Regions from separate parts of the Mus musculus genome. Here region 1 is linked to region 2. Evidence: chromatin loops called from intact Hi-C (ENCODE). Cell type or tissue: heart. All regions are shown on one strand. Each heading gives the region's core, and the rest is flanking DNA. Links, peaks and the distances in the headings are about the cores only.

Region 1 (6,000 bases), core at 499-5,498, 610 kb before region 2:
CAGGAGCGCAGCCTGGTGCAGTTTCTGCTCCAGGCCGGTGCCCGGGTAGATGCCCGCATGCTTAACGGGTGCACACCTTTACACCTGGCAGCTGGCCGGGGCCTCAACAGCATCTCATCCACTCTGTGTGAGGCCGGTGCCGACTCTCTGCTGCTGAATGTAGAAGATGAGACACCCCAGGACCTGGCTGAGGACGTAAGAGACGCACCCGCACCATCTGCCTTGCAGAGCCTCTCACCCATAACAGAGTTAGGCACATGCATTAGGCAAAGGATGCTCACCAGTTAACAGTGCCGGAGTCAGGCTGGAGGGTCTAACTTGGTTGACAGAGTGCTTACCTAGCATGTAAGAGGTGCTGGGTTCAACACCCAGCACCACATGTATAGTGGTGCATGCCTGTTATTTAAGCACTTAGGAAATGGAGGGAAAGGATCAAAACTGAAGGTCTTCTTCATCTACATAGCAAGTTCAAGGCCAGCCTAAGCTACATGAGTTCCCTCAACCCCCTAAAACTGCTGGGGGTAGAACAGAACTACTTTTTTTTTTTTTTTTTACCAACTGTGACATATTGGGCTGTATTTGCCGCCCCCCGCCCCCCCCCCCAGCCTACAACCAGTTCCCTAGGCTGGTTAAGCCCAAGGAGCCCAAACATGGACTCCAACAGGAGTGACTCTGTGAAGCTAACCAGACTGAAGACAATGCCATAGTGAGGCCCGGGAGGGAGGACAGGAGGAGCAACACCTCCACACACGTTGCACGTGTCTTGAAGCAAATGTCTTCAGCATATAAATACCCGGGGTTTTCAGGTCTTAGACTTTTTTAAAAATTTTTTGTTTAAGATTTATTCTTTTTTGTTTTTTGGTTTTTTTGGTTTTTGGGGTTTTGTTTTTTGTTTTTTGTTTTTTGTTTTTCGAGACAGGGTTTCTCTGTATAGCCCCTCTCTTCCATTTTAGTGTCATATTAGAATGGTGGCGCACGCCTTTAATCCCAGCACTTGGGAGGCAGAGGCAGGTAGATCTCTGAGTTCGAAGCCAGCCTGGTCTACTACAGAGTGAGTTCCAGGACAGCCAGGGCTACACAGAGAAACCCTGTCTCGAAAAACAAAAACAAAAAAAGATATATTCATCAAGATATGCTGGCACATGCTTTTAATCCCAGCACTTGAGAGGCAAAGCCAGGCTGATCTCTGTGAGTTTAAGGCCAGCCTGGTCTACAGAGTGAGATCCTGACTCAAAAAACAAGCAAAAGTATCCAAAAGCCTTCCACACCCCAACCCTAACCCCAACAACAGCCACTGTGTATACATAGTGCCAATGGACATACTATATCTACTGTAAGGTCACTCCTAGCTCAGATATTCTGCATGGCTTATCTCAGATCTTGTCTAATCTTCGGGTCTCTGCCATGCCCAGGTCTTTCACTGTCTGGCCTTCAGCTTGCCCAGGTCCCTGCTGCCATCCCTGGTGCCATCACTTAGGGCATTAACTCTGCTTCTCTCTGTTTTCTCTCTCTCTCTCTCTCTCTCTCTCTCTCTCTCTCTCTCGCTCAGCTCCTTTCTTATTTGCCCTTCGATGACCTGAAAATCTCCGGCAAACCACTGCTATGTACTGACTGAAGCTCGGATGGGTCCCCACCGCTTCCCACCTGGAAGCTGGATCCGCAGCTGCTGCAGTTGGGACCCAAGCAATGTCGCCCCTCTGCTGATGCTGGTCCTGGGGCTAGCATAGTCCTAAAATGAGATGAAGGATTGCAGACGAGGAAGAGCCGATCTGGAAGGAAGGACTTCCCAAGTGGCCTGGATGGAGATTCTTGAAAGACCCTCGAAGCCACTGGTATCCTGAAGGAAGCCTCCTTGCTTCTGTTGAAGATGGCATGGGCTGAAATTGCCAGCTACCTGGAAAATGGGGATGAGCAAACTGACCCGAGGGGTCTCACCTAAAATACCTTTGTGAGTGTGTTTGGCACTGGGGTGTGAACCTAGAGCCTCCCCAGCGGTAGGCAAGCTTACTATCATGGAGCTGTGTCCCCGGCCCTCTTTTCATTTTTTATGTTGTGATGGGATCTCAATGAGTTGCCAGAGATGGCCTGGAACTCACTCTATAGCCCAGGCAGTCATCTTTGAACTGGGAACTTCCTGTCTCAGCCTCCTGAGTAGCTGGGATTATAGGTCTGGTGGCAGCGGGCCACCGCAAAGTTATCTAAAGACTTCAAACATAAGGCTCCCAACTGAACCTTTGCAGTTATTCTAATATGACACTAAAATGGAAGAGAGGGGCTTTAAAAAAAACAACAACAACAACGTTTCCCTTCTACAGTTGTATGCATAGGCAGGCCTGACTCTCGGGTAAAGGCAGAGAGAAGGAAACAAGCCCTGAGCAAGCACAGGGCCTTGCTGGGTATGGTAGGAGACCTAAGTGGTTCCTGCCACCACAGGCACATCTCCTTCATGTGGAAATGCCCAGGGCTGGAGAGTGAGGAGGAAGAATATGGAGACACACACGTGTCCCTGGAGAAGTTTGAGGACATTGATCACAAGAGAGTTGCAACTTTCCTCCCCCACCCAACCCCCTTAGACTCCACACACTGAGGGCCCTGCTAGGTCATGCACGAAGAAGGAGAAGAAATAAATCAACATACTTTCCGATGCTTAGCGCTTATAAGCACTAAGCAAATGCATCCTGTGAGTGAGACAGATATTAAAGGCATAAACAACTAAATATGTGGTTATACGTTGCAATGGGTGACTGGGAAGGAAGAAAACCGTTAGCAGGAAGGAGGACAATGGAGTGGGCGAAGGATCATCCTCTGGGAAGCTTCAAGCAGGTGTCGTTGAAATTGCGATTTAGGATGAGCAAGGGGAAAGACAGCATTGGGGAAGGCCTCCGATGAATTAAAGGAACTGAAAACAGGCCAACAGGACTCTACAAGGTTGGGCAAGTGGGCGAGGAGGACGCACCAGGTCATACAGAGCCTAGAAGGTCACAATCACAGGTACTAAGGGGATGATTACTGATGCAGCCAAAAAAGGAAGAGACATCATTGTTTAAAAACTAACGCCGGTTCTGGTGGCGCAGGCCGGTAGGATTTGCTGAAGGAGGCAGAGGCAGGAGGATCTGGAGTTCGAGGCCAGCCTGGGATACAGCGTGAGTTCCAGGACATCCAGGGCTACACAGAGAAACCCTGTCTCGAAAAAAAAAAAAAAAAAACACCAAAACAAAAAACAAAAAAACCGTAATGTAAGAGGAAGTACTGGGTCTCAGATACTCAAAATCCTAGTCCACTAGATGGCAATGGTCATCATCACTCTGTGTGGGTTGGGTTGGGTTGGGTTGATGGCTGTGACCAAGCAAGCTGGGAAAGGGAGGGAGTCCCAACTGGAGTTCCCCAGGGGAACCGGGCTTGGTCTGCCTCCGGGCCGCGTGGGGTCGCTGTGGCCGGAGTGTCGCGAAGGGGGCTGAGGCGGGGAGGAGGCGGGAAGAGCGCAGCACTTCCGCTGGCTGGCTGACTGGCTGGCTGCTGGAGCGGGCGGCAGAGGGAGCGGAGGGAGCGCGCGGCCCGGGGGACTCACATTCCCCGGTCCCCCCTCCGCCCCACGCGGCTGGGCCATGGACGCCAGGTGGGGGGCTCGGGCAGCCATGGCCCACGTGACCGAGACCCCGGGGCCACGTGACCGAGACCCCAGGGCTCCGGAGGCGGGGTGGGGGGTCCTCCAGCCGCAGATCCGCGTGGCACTGTTGGGAGCCCCGTGTGGATGGGCACGCGGCATGTGGCCTACGCTCCTCGCGGGGCTTCGGGGATTGTCGCGCGTAGGGGGATGAGGGACAGTGGCGCTTCGGAGAGGGAAGGGGGTGGGGGTTGCCTGTGGCCTGAGCTGCCCGCGCGCTGAAGGGAACAGAGGCGACCTATGTGGCTGGACAGGCGGGGCCGTCCCCGAGAAGGGAGGAGGTTCTGCCTGGCCTGCGCCGGACCCCCTGAGAGAGAGGGAGAGAGAGGCTCTTTGTCCGTCCCTCTGGGCTGCAGCGGAGGGGGCGGGGAGGCCACTGGGCACTTCCCTGGTACAGTCCCCTCCGGAGGGCAGAGAGGCGGAAGAGCTGCAAACCTAATCGTTGCTTCGGCTGTCCCAGCAGATGGTGGGCAGTAGTGGTACTCGCCACACTCCCTTCCTTGGGAGCAGGTGGAGAGTCACCCGAAGCCCCTCCGCAGTCCTGGACACAGCTGTGGCTCTTCCGCTTCTTGTTGAATGTAGCGGGCTATGCCAGCTTTATGGTACCTGGCTACCTCCTGGTGCAGTACTTAAGACGGAAGAACTACCTGGAGACAGGTAATGTGGCCAGAGGGTGGGGAGATGAGGGAAGTCTGGTTGCAGGTGTTGGCAGAGCGGGACTTGGGCCGGGAGGGAGGCCAGTAAGTCAGACACCGGATCGGGCTGGCTGCTCTGCAGAGGTTGTGGACCTTGACTGTGTCTTCTTCAGGCAGGGGTCTCTGCTTCCCCCTGGTGAAAGCCTGTGTGTTTGGCAATGAGCCCAAGGCTCCTGATGAGGTTCTCCTGGCTCCGCGGACAGAGACAGCGGAATCCACCCCGTCTTGGCAGGTCCTGAAGCTGGTCTTCTGTGCCTCGGGTCTCCAGGTAAGAATACAGGCTCCCCTTCTCTTCCCCAGCTGGGTACAGACAGCCCCTGACTTAAACCAAATTTTCCCTGCCCACCCCAAAGGTTTGTTAGTTTGGGTCTGGTTTGTGTCCCTACAGGACACAGCCCAGTCCTGAAAGTGAACTTCCAGCGCTTCCTTCAACACCTGTATTGAAATGAAAGTTCACTGTACACACGCATGTGTTCATGCGCACGTCCACGCGCGCGCGCGCGCACCCATGCAATGGCTTCTACAGTGTGGAAGAAGGCCTGCCTGAGTTGTATTTTTTTTCCCTATGCCCATATTCTGCTCTGTCTGTATGTTGTATCTGAGTGTGAATTTGAGGAATTGCTGGCTAAACATATCTCCAGAGCTGCTTCCCACATTATTATTTTGAGACAAGGTCTCACTCTGCAGCCCTAATTACTCCAGAACTCACTATATAGACCAGGTTGGTCTCCAGCTTAGAGATCCCCCTGCTCTACAAGTGCTAGGATTGATGACCCACCACACTGTTTTGACAGAGTTTCACAGGCTCAGACAGGCCTTGAACTTTCTTTTTTTTCTTCGCTGTTTTTCCAGACACAGTTTCTCTGAGTGGCTCTGGCTGTCCTGAAACTTGCTCTCAATACCAGGCTGGCCTCAAATCCAAACGCCTCTGCCTCCAGAGTGCTGGACAGAGTGGGTTAAAGGCATGTGCCACCACCACCCAATGCAAGCCTTGAACTTTCAACCCTCCTGCTTCTTCCTTCCAAATAGCTGGGGTGACAGCGTGTACCACCATGCTTGGCTTTCTCCAAAATTTTGTCAGTAGGATTTCTTTGAGTGAGGCTATCACAGGGCATTCAGAGTGGGAGCCAACTCACCTTAGATATATGTTGAATTGAAGTGTCCAGCCACCCCCACCCCCAGCTTCCAAACATCCCAGTTTCTTTTTGAGTTAGTTCAAACTAAATAAAACTCTTTATATGGTATGTGGAGCCAGCTCTAATGGATTTGCATCATGAAAGAGGACAGTGTTTGGTCTTAAAGCAGATGTCATGGTGTCTGCAACTCCATTTGATTCCCCCATAAAATGAGCTAAAGCTTGGGAAAGAAGGCCCCTCCCTCAGAGGAACCAAAAGTATGGTGTCAGTTACATCTGATGCTACCAACTCTGAGGAAGTAGGAAACAGACTTCTGCCTTTCCTTCTATACTGTCGCTCTTCTCTGCCCTCCCTCTTCCAGGTGTCCTATCTGACTTGGGGCATACTGCAGGAAAGAGTGATGACTGGCAGCTACGGGGCCACAGCCACATCACCAGGAGAGCATTTCACAGACTCCCAGTTTCTGGTGCTGATGAACCGTGTGCTGGCGCTGGTTGTGGCAGGC
Region 2 (6,000 bases), core at 585-5,584:
GACACTGCCACCTGCTGTCTGGGCTGCAGTGGGATCTGCCGCGAGGGGGACCAGCTGGTGGTAGGCCCGACAGATGATGGCTGTTTCTTGGAGCTGAGGGTATGCAGCATCCAGCGCAACCGCTCTGCGTGTCGTGTTCTTCGAGCAGGTCAGGCTGCTACACTCGCCCTTGGAGACTTTGACCGTGCATTGCTTCGCAAGGTGAGATGGACAAGTGGGTTGGAGAGGGAACCGAGGTGTCTAGAAGACTGTCTACTGAGTGAGAAGCATCTATCTGTCTCACAAGATGCAGAAATTCAAGGAAATACAGTCTCTAACTTAGGAGTATAGGCCTGGCTATATAGACTACTGAAAGAGCGTAGGATGCTCAAAACACAGGTCCTTAAATTCCCACGGTGCCCTCCTCTTGGAGGCCTTTCTTAGGAGGTGTGTAGGAGAGAAGGGGACTCAGGAGCTCTGAAGGGTCTAGAGTGGCTGGAAAGGGTCTAATGGCAGGTGTGCCCTTTGTGAACCTTGAACTGTTCCTTCCCAGGGCATGGTCATGGTGAGTCCCGAGATGAATCCCACCATCTGCTCAGTGTTTGAGGCAGAGATAGTCCTACTGTTCCACGCCACCACCTTTCGGCGGGGATTCCAGGTGACAGTACATGTGGGCAACGTACGTCAAACAGCAGTGGTGGAAAAGATCCACGCAAAGGTGAGAGGGACCCAGCCGGGTCCCATTTCAACCGGGTCCCACTTCTTCAGGGAAGTCTGTATTCTGACTCCATCTGAGGAGGGAAGCCTAACACCAGATCTGGCTGAGAGTCCCTGGTCACATAACGGGAGCAAAGGCTCCTTCCTGTGGGGTGGGGAGCAGCCTACCTGGGGCCCTCACAGGTGGAGTCCAGGCTGGCAGAGAATGATGGGATGGGAGGCACCTGCCTGGGCCGTGACCACTTTTCTCCTGAAGGACAAGCTGCGGACAGGGGAGAAGGCAGTGGTGCGTTTCCGTTTCCTGAAACACCCAGAATACCTGAAGGTGGGCGCCAAACTGCTGTTCCGGGAGGGTGTGACCAAAGGCATCGGTCATGTCACGGATGTACAAGCCATCACAGCAGGAGAGGCCCAGGCCACCATGGGCTTCTGAGTCATCCAAACAGCTCTACTGCTGTCCTACAATACATGAGGTGACTTCCGGCCATGCTGCCCACTGTTGGCGGCTCTGTGTGTTAATAGGCTAGGGAGAGGAGTGTCTGCTGCCGCTTGCTTCCTGCCACGTTCTTGGAGAGGTGTCAAGTTTGGTATGGCCAGGGAGGGGCAGTCCTGAGGGAGAAGACGGTTCAGGGCAGTGCTCAGCAGCTGTGTGCTCCCCTGGTTGGGTCATTAACCCTGCAGCTGCCTGGTCTTGTCTGCTGGAGGGAGGAGAACACAGCCATCTTGGCCCACTATCAGGACCAGGCATGACTCACCAGTGTCATCTCTGCACTTCAGGAATTGTCAACAACTGAGGTGGCCCTTGTCAGCACTTCTTTTTTTATACCTCCTCTCAAGGCCACGTAAGTTACCTAGCTCTACCTGACTGTGGATAAAAGACAGTGCTCTACCCACCTGGTGGACCCAGGGACTGAAGCAATGGCACAGAGACCATGACAGACTGTGCTCCTATCCTGGGTTGAGTCCCGATGCATATTCCTGCTTCATTTCCTTTTCTCAAGGGCCGCTTCCCCGGACCCTCCTGTCATAGGCCCCACTTGGTGCTATTTGTGGTGCTGGCTCAGGCGTGGGGCTGCCAGGCTCGGGCTTGGCACACCAAAGGCCAGCTGCATGTCAGTTTCTCTCCTTCCACAGTTATGTTGGCTTCCATGCTTTTTCAGATTGTGTGGTAGCCATAGGACCTGACCCAGTTTGTGCCTCCTGGGATCCTCATCCCCAATCCTGCTCTTACATAAACCTTTTTCTTGTTTTAGTAATTTGTAGTGATCACCCCCTTCCCTCTGTTGCTGGGACCCAGGAGGAAAGGGGAAGATGTCCTGTTTCCTATCCTAGGTGTGGACGCCCGCCTTGCCCTTTGTTAGCTTCCTGGGTTCCCATGAACTCAGGGATTTGTTGGAAGATTCTCTGCATAATAGATATATATGTATATATATTTAAATACACATATATATTGTACAGAATAAAAAATGTTTTATTGGACACTCTGCTTATTCTTAAGACACAGGTTCAACCTTCAAGACTAGATTCTTGTCAAGATTAGAGAAGCAAGTCACACCCTTCCATTGACCTCTGAATAATTGGGAAAGAAGTCATCTGTCATCTCATTGGCTGTTCTTGTCCCCTCCCCCATAGGCTCAGTGTTGTATCATAGGAGCCATATCATGTGTGTTGTGATTTGTTTTGCATCATTCTTTGAGCAGAGTATAAGGTAAAAAGGCCTTTTCGGCTCAAATAGCTAGCCATTGTACATACCACATTGTGTGCCTGTCAGCGGCAAGTGGGTGAACCCTCTCCTCAGAGTACCAGAGGTGGGTGGTCATGGAGCCCTCACATTTCTCATTTATAGCCTAGATTCTTGAGGTATCGAGGGCCACTTTAGCTAGTCCTCAGTCCTTCCTAGTTCTGTGTTCAGACTATCATACATTTTGGAATCCAGGGCATTGTATGTGCTAGGCAGACACCAGACTGAGCTCTAGTCCCAGGCTTTCTGGCTATCCCATATTAAACAGGGCCTGAGTACTAATCCTAGCAAAACAAATGATACACGTGGCCCAAATCTACATGGCATTCGGCCTGCAGAGCCTTTTTGAGGTGGGCGGCTCTAGCTGACCATGTAATTGAGGATGACCTTTAGCTCGGGTCACCTCTCAAATGCTGGGGTTGCAGGCGTGGCTCATGTCTGCTTTAAAACCATACACACTAAGGCTGAATCTAGGCCTTTCTGAATTTTAGGTACCAACCGATGAGTTATCTCTCCAAGCCCTGTTTTTGTACTTTGACATAGGCTCTTGGCTATGTAGCCTTAACTCAGTTTAGTTAGGATTAGAGGTATGTGCCACCATTATCTGGTATGGTTTAAAAAAACAGTTTTTATTAAAGGTGCACTTTTTGTTTTTTAAGATTTATTTTATATATATGAGTACACTATTGCTCTTTTCAGACGCCAGAAAGAGGGCATTGGATCCCATTACAGACGGTTGCGAGCCACTATATGTTTGCTGGGAATTCAACTCAGGACCTCCGTGGAAGAGCAGTCAGTGCTCTTAACCACTGAGCCATCCTCCAGCCCTAAGGGTGCATGTTTAATCCCATCACTTAAAGCAGAGGCAGGCAGATCTCTGTGAACTCAAGGCCAGTCTGGGACAGTGAGGACACAGAGAAACCCCATCCTGAGAATACCATTGGCTTAATTATTAAGAAGCCTGTGGGTAAAACTTTTATTAGGAGCTCTGAGCATTGAGGAAAGCGAGGTCATCTTGTAGCACAATGCTACTTTCTCAGCACTGTTTAGAGCACTAGTCCCATAAACTGTACAATAGGGCAGCTCTGCCCAATGAACAAGGCATACTGCTAACGCTGCCCTCTACTGGTCCACAAGCATAAGCCATCCTCCACCTGACTCCTCCAACTTATCTCTAAGGTGTCTAAGTCTAAGACACCTGAGTTTCTGCTACAATGCTTCTCTCTTTGGAGACAAGGCCTCATTGTATTACCCAAGCTGGCCTGGAATTTAATTCCATATTCGCCTGCCACCATCTTCAGAACTCTAGGATTACCACGGTCACATCTGGCTTGTTACGTTTCTCTTTTTAAAAGTCACGCTAGGCAAGTACTCTCCCACTGGTTACATCCTAATCTAGGTCTCTCATGTAGCCCGGGCTGTCTCACCAAGGATGATTTTAACTCCAGACTGAGTCCCCTTTCGCAACTGTTGGGATTACAAACGTGTACCAAAGCACCTGCAAACATTATTACTTTACAACTCCTAGGCTGTCAGAACAGCTAAGAGATAGGTGACAGTGGGACAGGCACCATGCACCTAGACCTCAGCGCACAGGAAAATGCAGTACGAGGATCTTAGATCTGACAAGTCTAGCCTACCCAACCCAATGTCAGGAAACTCACCGGTAAGCACTTTTTTACATTAATAGAACATTAGGGTAGTAAAAGTATGCAAGCCAGGCCTCAAAGAGTACATTTTTATTGTCTCAATGTGGCTAATTTAATACATACATTCAACCAACATCAAGAACATATTCCATGTAAGTCACTGCAAGAGTTCTTGCTTTTAAGAAACTACATATCTAGCCAGGGAAGAAGCTACACACTAAAGTCAAAGGAAAGGGTAATTTCCGGCTAAACGCGGTGAATTTCAAATCTTTCAAAGACCCAATTTATAAGTAAGTTGATGAGCCTTTAATCCCAGCAGAGGCAGGCGGATTTCTGAGTTCGAGGCCAGCCTGGTCTACAAAGTGAGTTCCAGGACAGCCAGAGCTACACAGAGAAACTCTGTCTCGAAAAACCAAAAAAAAAAAAAAAAAAAAAAAAAAGTTGATTTGTATTTATGTAGGAAAAAATATCTATGCTGTTTTCCTATCCATTAAACCTACTACCTGGTTTCATACATAATTCAAAGTCATGTAATTTATCAGAAAAGCCTGCATGGCTGAAAAAGACTGCTAAATCCATTACTTTGGCCGTTTGCACTTGCCCATCTTAATAGTCCTCGTTTTCCTTCCAGAACTGGGAAGTGAACATGGGGCCTTGCACATGCCGTCCTAGACAAGTGAGCTCTATCTCCAGCCCCATTTCCCCTTTCTTTTACAGTTTTTTTGAGTTATACTCCTGTTTAGTCTTTAGTTAGTTTATAGGGAAGCAAGTGAGCTTGCCAGGTTCTTTATACCTTTTATGACACTCTGTCTCCCTAGAGAGGAAAAGCATTGATCAGCAACAGGATCAGAGTCCCATTGGAAGAAAAAACCCCTAACTTTGTATTAGAAATGTCATATTCCCCTTGAGCAGTCAACATGATTCCATCCGTTAGAAAAAAAATAGTAGAGCCCTCCTGATGCCCCAGGCAGCACTAATGTGTCAGTGGCTTAAAAAACGATTCCAGCGTCTGCATGCCATGGGGCCTAAGGCGCTTACTACTGGAAGCCGAGGGACTCTTGGGATTTCTTTTGCCCTGAGGAGACACGGCAGGAATAGCCTGGGGTTTTGAAGTACAAGGCTGCAAAAAAGACTTCTGCAACTCCAATGCAAAATGGTAGTCCGTGTGTTCTGGCATGTCCCACACTGGAACCAGGGAGTCACACTTCTCACAGAGCACTTGGTCCTCAGTGGCCCTTTGGGTCACCTCCTGAGAGTTGTAAGCTGGAGAATCGAGCACGTTTGGACTGTCCCCAGCCACATTCATTTCTGTAGACACTGCTTTAGAGGATACTGGCTTCACCGCTCCATCATCAGGACCACTGTCTACACACTCTGCTGGCAGACAGCTTGGTTGCGCTGCAGGGCTGGCCTGTGGAGGGTCAGGAGCCGCAGAGTTACTAAGCTGTGTGTGCTGGAGCAGCAGGCTCTTCTGCTTAAAGAAAGACTGACTTCCTGTGGTTTGGCTGCTTTGGAACACAAGTGAAGGCTTGGATGATAACTTCTCTGTGGCTGTGTTAAGAGGTACAAAGGAAGTCTCTTTCATTCTCTGCTTTTTGGCAGCTTTTTGAAAAAAAGACGCTAGAGATGTGGCTGCCTCTTTAGAGGTTGGTACAGCTGGGCCAGACCCCTGGGTCCTAGTCTCAGAGCTGGCAATTGGCACCTTTGGCTGACAACTTGAGTCGCTACTCAGGAACGCAGTGATATCCGTGCAAGCTGGAGGGGCAGCCGCAGAGAACTTGGTAGCGCAGAGGAAGAGCATTGTGAGAGGAGGGGACCTGGGTACAAAGGAACACAGCAAGGAAGTTACTGAGTCACTGTTTTAAGAGCTCAGATTCAATAAATCACAACTCTGGTTCCATCATGAAAGGAAAT

The links. Hi-C counts contacts between places; a loop is a spot of excess contacts. Peaks named below come from ENCODE experiments on the same cell type or tissue, not always from the same donor. Only the 100,000 strongest peaks of a DNase experiment are listed, where the experiment ranks them.
Region 1: a loop joins it to region 2, with 2.2 times the contacts of the local background. A loop is called at or near these places in 4 of 42 quality-filtered maps.

Annotation. Positions count from the first base shown.
Region 1 is chr17:45,560,453-45,566,452 of GRCm38, forward strand. Nfkbie (nuclear factor of kappa light polypeptide gene enhancer in B cells inhibitor, epsilon) reads left to right here. Exons shown (of 6, transcript NM_008690.4): 5 at 1-195; 6 at 1,550-2,717. The coding sequence ends at 1,615. It overlaps Slc35b2 (solute carrier family 35, member B2), which reads left to right and starts at 3,484. Exons shown (of 4, transcript NM_001357105.1): 1 at 3,484-3,616; 2 at 4,128-4,321; 3 at 4,473-4,627; 4 at 5,857-6,000. The coding sequence starts at 3,606. In heart, for the core only: a CTCF peak has its summit at 3,409; DNase peaks (open chromatin) are centred at 3,009, 3,499 and 4,489; H3K4me3 peaks cover 1,781 bases; H3K27ac peaks cover 1,406 bases.
Region 2 is chr17:46,167,194-46,173,193 of GRCm38, forward strand. It overlaps Gtpbp2 (GTP binding protein 2), which reads left to right. Exons shown (of 12, transcript NM_019581.3): 10 at 30-201; 11 at 533-697; 12 at 953-2,177. The coding sequence ends at 1,129. Polh (polymerase (DNA directed), eta (RAD 30 related)) reads right to left here. Exons shown (of 11, transcript NM_030715.4): 11 at 4,162-5,903. The coding sequence ends at 5,060. Among named protein-coding and RNA genes, the nearest start is that of Gtpbp2, 9.2 kb to the left of the region's middle. In heart, for the core only: a CTCF peak has its summit at 3,556 (motif pointing left); DNase peaks (open chromatin) are centred at 848, 1,148 and 1,778; H3K27ac peaks cover 396 bases.